Regions from separate parts of the Mus musculus genome. Here region 2 is linked to region 1. The links are chromatin loops, found by intact Hi-C in ENCODE. Cell type or tissue: heart. All regions are shown on one strand.

Evidence for each region. Hi-C counts contacts between places; a loop is a spot of excess contacts. Peaks named below come from ENCODE experiments on the same cell type or tissue, not always from the same donor. Only the 100,000 strongest peaks of a DNase experiment are listed, where the experiment ranks them.
Region 2: a loop joins it to region 1, with 2.3 times the contacts of the local background. A loop is called at or near these places in 2 of 42 quality-filtered maps.

Annotation. Positions count from the first base shown.
Region 1 is chr1:156,035,686-156,038,185 of GRCm38, reverse strand. It overlaps Tor1aip1 (torsin A interacting protein 1), which reads left to right and starts at 1,706. Exons shown (of 10, transcript NM_001160018.1): 1 at 1,706-2,428. The coding sequence starts at 1,951. It overlaps Tor1aip2 (torsin A interacting protein 2), which reads right to left. Exons shown (of 7, transcript NM_172843.4): 1 at 2,078-2,500. In heart, a CTCF peak has its summit at 1,560; DNase peaks (open chromatin) are centred at 805, 1,665 and 2,055; H3K4me3 peaks cover 1,960 bases; H3K27ac peaks cover 2,098 bases.
Region 2 is chr1:155,811,533-155,814,032 of GRCm38, reverse strand. Qsox1 (quiescin Q6 sulfhydryl oxidase 1) reads left to right here and starts at 1,134. Exons shown (of 12, transcript NM_001024945.1): 1 at 1,134-1,507. The coding sequence starts at 1,234. In heart, no CTCF peak of the experiment used is centred here; a DNase peak (open chromatin) is centred at 1,142; H3K4me3 peaks cover 2,146 bases; H3K27ac peaks cover 1,591 bases.

The sequences.
Region 1 (2,500 bases):
ATAATACTGGAAATGAATCTACTGTCTATAATAATCTTTTAGAATATATTCAAGGCTGGCTCAAAAGAGGTTGGAAAACACCTACAGCAGAATATCTGGTTTGACAAGAATTTGGCTTTAACTCATAGTAATCCAAGTTTGTTTTTTGCAAAGTTGTTAGGTGTGGGTGACAGCTTCTAAAGATGACACATACCTATGACCTAGGCAAGAGGGAAAAATCCTAAGCAAATCTATGTTAAATGCGAAGTTAACTGCCTCTAAACTTTAACATCCTTATTTTTTCTTTGAAAAAGCCACTCATAAAACTACTTTATAAGTACTTTTAATTACAAAACAAAGCACATGCCAATTATCCAATAATCTTTGTAACCTCTCATTTTCTCTGATTGACCAATTATGTATAGAACCTCTTCACTTTCTTTTTCATGTATCCTTCAAACCAGAGTTTAACAAGCCAGCACCCAGGTGTCTTTAGTCATCTGTTGCACACACTGCCTTATGAGCTTAGAATATAAACACTACAAAAATTTATATCCTTTCACTGCTGTACATCTATTAAAGAATTTTTGTGATTGTTGACTGTGTAAATAGGCACTTTACAAACAAAGCATTACTGGAAAAGACACAAGCCAAACATTACCAAGTTATCAGTACTTCTCAGCGTTTTGTAGAAAAAAAAAAGCCACACCCAGTTTTCAGGCTACCACGAATGAGTATCACTTTCGTTTTTCCTTAAGTTTTGTTTTCTAAAAAAGTGCTACCAAGTGTGGTGGCCCACACCCTTAATCCTAGCGTTTGGGGAGCAGCGGCAGGTTGATCTCTGTGAGGCTGAGGCCAGTCTAGTCTACAGTTCCAGGACAGGCAGAGATCACCCTCCCTCCCTCCTTTCACTCACTTACACACACACACACACACACACACACATCTTTAAAAAAAGGGCAGCTGTCTCCTTATGGCTCCCCTTCTTTGTAGTTAATAAACAATGCTAAATGAAGCTCCAAACATGACTCTTGAGTCATCTGTGTTGCTGACCAAATTTATAGACTATTTGTGAAAATTCTAGTAACTGGGAATTTGTCTAAGTTTGAGTAACAACTTAAGGTCATTATTTAAAATACTGGAAAAAGGCAAATACTTTTAAGTTTTTTTTCAAAATCACTGTTATGTGGCTTCCAAATAAAAACTCAAAATCGATTTTTTTTTTTTTTAGGGCTAGGGTATAGCTTATTGGTATACCATTCACGTGAAAATTCAAGAATATGGTTGATATGGCTACGACTCAAAAATGGAAACACACCCCAAGAGTGTAACTAAACACAATTTTAAAGGGTCAACAGGTGAATAAAAATTTTAAACTGGGTAAAAGCAATTTCATAAAGGTCCATGAAACTATAATTTTCGCCATAAGATGACATGCAGAATTGCCTTTCTGATCATTTCTCCTCCCAGGGACATTTGAAAAGGAGTGGCCAAAGTAGCAGGGGAACTGCGCAACAGCTTGGGATCAAGGACTGAAACTTGCCCTTTCCCAAAGCCTCTGGGAGCCAGGACCAGCGCCCCCGGTGGTGGGCAACTGGCCATCAGCAGCTTGGCACAGGCCACTTGTCCTACCACCTCCTGGTCGCCCCCACCTTTCCCTCCAAGGCCAAGGACAGAGACGTCCTCCTCCCCCTTCTCCTCCTCTTTGGTGCCTTCAGCCAGGAGGCGGGAGTGACCCGCAGCAGCTGACCCAGCTCGGGCACTGCCTCTCCGACAGCCCTCAGGACACACCATGGGCCTGGAGGCTGGTTGGTGGCACACGAGCGAGGACGCAGGCGGCGGCCCCGGCGACTCTCAACTGCCTCCCTGACCACTGCGACAACCTCCCCGAAGCCATCGCCACTACCCGCAGCGGAATCTATCTGCGGCCAATCTATCGCCACGAACCGACTACCAGCTACGTAAACAACTATGGCGGGAGAAAGGTGGCAGGCCGAGGGGCCCGGAGAAGGTTGGGCCATCTACGTCACACCCAGAGCCCCCATCCGGGAGGGAAGGCGGAGGCTCGACCCGCGAAATGGCGACAGCAGTGACGCGCCTGCGTACGGAGCTCACCCGTCGCGCCGCGGACGACGGGAAGTGAGGTTTTCAGAGGAGCCGGCAGAAGTGTACGGCGACTTCGAGCCCCGGGCGGCCAAAGAAAGGTCTCCGGGGGGGAGACGAACCCCGCCAGAAAAGTTCCGGCCGGCTTCTGCGGGAGAGGAAGTGAGAGAAAGCGCTTACAACCTTCGCTCTCGACCACGGAGGCAGCGGCGAGCCCAGGAAGCCGAGGAGATGAAGACGCGGAGGTCTGCTCGCCTTGAGCAGCACTCACAGCAGCCGCAGCTGTCTCCGGCCACGAGCGGCCGAGGGTTACGGGACTCTCCGTCCTCCAGTGAGGACCGCGAAGGTAACAGTCTCGGCTGCGGGCTCGGGAGCGCGCGCGGCGGCGGGCACGCGGCGGCAGGCGCGCCCCCGTGGA
Region 2 (2,500 bases), 220 kb after region 1:
CCCACCATGCCCTTTGGTTTGTTATTTTTTAAGATTACAAACCTGTATTTGGTCTTCAGCGGTATTACTGACTCGGTCGGTCCCTTCAAATATCAGATGTCCCTGTCCCTGACCACCTCCTATTATAACCATAGCTCCCCTTGATATTTGTCATCAGTCAACCTACATTCACTTGCATACCATCTGTCCCCATTGTAAGTTCCACACCCCTCAGTCTTTTATCACCTCATTCTTAATATCTGGTGCATGACTGGCACAGAGACGTTACTCAGTTTCTTATGAAGGAAAGGAGTAACACACCTTAAGGGCTAGGCCAAGGGGTCACAGAGAGGGCTAACTAATCCAGAGATACAAAAGAAAAAGGCCAGTGTGACAATTCTGAGGATGACCTATTCACTTCAAGATATCTCACAAGGCACCCGAGGTACAAAAGGTGGCCATAGGAAAATTCACTATCACTTTCTTACTTGTGGACACAAGCTTAGTTGATCCGGATACTTGAGAGAACATAGGAGCATGAGGCTGAGTAGGCTGAGGGCAATATAGCATCTGAGCTGTGGGGAGGGAGTCCAACCTGAAGGAATCAACCCAACAAAGGGTGGAGGGATGTCAATGCCAAAGAAACCTTGACTCCAAGGCAGCAGAGCCCAGCCAACTGTGGGAGAGGGCGTCCTGTCCCCTCGTAGGAAGCCCTCCAGCAATAGCTCCCTAGACGGTGGGGCCTCCGGAGGCGTGCGTGCTTCTGGCTCCTGTGGGCCTTGACAATCACAATGTCCTACCTCCTGGCTCTTTTCTCCCACCTACTTCGAATTCCCAATGTGAAAACTGCGAGAAGGAGCCCCCTGGAACTTTCCAGGAACAAGATAAATCTGTAACGACTATGCCAACGGACTCCGCTTCCGTAGGATACGGGGGCCGAGAGCGGCCAAACGTTGCCCCGGCCCCCTCAACGACCTCGAGTGCGGCCTGAGGTCCCGGGCGGCACTCGTTTCCGGACCCAGCTCGGAGGTCTGGCTCGCCGGGGGATGGGAACCGCGGAGCGCCCACCAGCACCGGGACCCCGGCTCTGGCAGCTCACACGCTCGCAGGGGCGGTCCCGGGAGTCGGCCCCGCCTCGGGGCGGAGCCTCTTAGCTCCTCCTCCTCCTCCGGGGCGGAGGCTGTTGGTGCGCGGCAGGCTCCGGATACTGACTAGTCACAAACTTGAAGGAGGTGGACATTCAAGCCGCCTAGGATGAGGAGGTGCGGCCGCCTCTCGGGGCCGCCATCGCTGCTGCTACTACTGCTGCTGCTCTCGCCTCTGCTCTTCTCGGGGCCCGGCGCTTACGCGGCCCGGCTCTCAGTGCTCTACTCGTCCTCTGACCCGCTGACGCTGCTGGATGCTGATTCGGTGCGTCCCACTGTGCTCGGCTCCAGCAGCGCCTGGGCGGTGGAGTTCTTCGCCTCCTGGTGTGGCCACTGCATCGCCTTCGCCCCGACGTGGAAGGAGCTTGCTAACGACGTGAAAGGTGAGAAGTGGAGGCCTTCCCCGACCCACCGGCAGGTCCTGCCAACCGTCCCGCTAGCTCGTCCCCTCCCTCGCGGCTTCCTTGGTCCATCGCAGTCCCTCCCCTCCCCCAATCCATAGCCTTTAAGTTCTCCCTGGCCGCGTCCCCTCAGTCCTCTGCTCCTGCGTCTTCCTCTGACAAGTCTTTGTCTCTATCCTTCGAGAGGGTTTTCTTGTTCCCTGTGCTCTTCTCTGAGCCTTTCTCCAATCCAGCTTTGTAGCAGCCTCCTTCCTCATCCAGGGATCCCTTCTTGCCAACTTCCCTAGTAGTCGAGGTGGAACAGTGCTGGATAGAGAGTTGGCATTCATTCTACCGCCCCCACCACTTTTCTCCACCCCCCGTGGCAAGTTACATAGTTGGTATACACATTTCCTTTCTCATCCTTACCTATGAGGTAGATGTCTGTCTTCATCGGGTGGTTTTCCTCTTTGCCTGTCCAGTCCAGGCTTCTCTTGACCTGCTACCTCTAGCACCTTAGCTTCCAGGCCACATTCTTATTTCTCTTCTCCTTGGGTCTGGACTCGCTTAGACCTTAGCCTTTAAGCCCATGAGACTAAACTATATGTATGCCTGTGGTGTGTGATTGGCCCGTGCTCCATGCTCCAGTCACTGGTCTGGCTATTCCTCCATTCTAAAATGCCAATTACGGGACCCACTCTTCATTTAATTACAGCCTAAGGGGTAGCAGGATAAGAAAACCACCAAACGTATAGGGATTTTTAAAGTGTGCTGTATTATAGGAATGTTAAAATATTGAAAAATTAAGACTTGCAGATGAGGGAACATAATAATGGTAATTATTATAGACCAAGTGCTTAAATAGTAGACTCTGTACTGTGGACACGACAGAATTTCCTCTCTACAGCTTAAAGATTCCCTGCTATACACACATCTTTCTAACTCAAGTCAAGGGTGCTGGGGGTGGGTAAGGGGAGGGGTGGGGAGCAGGAGTGG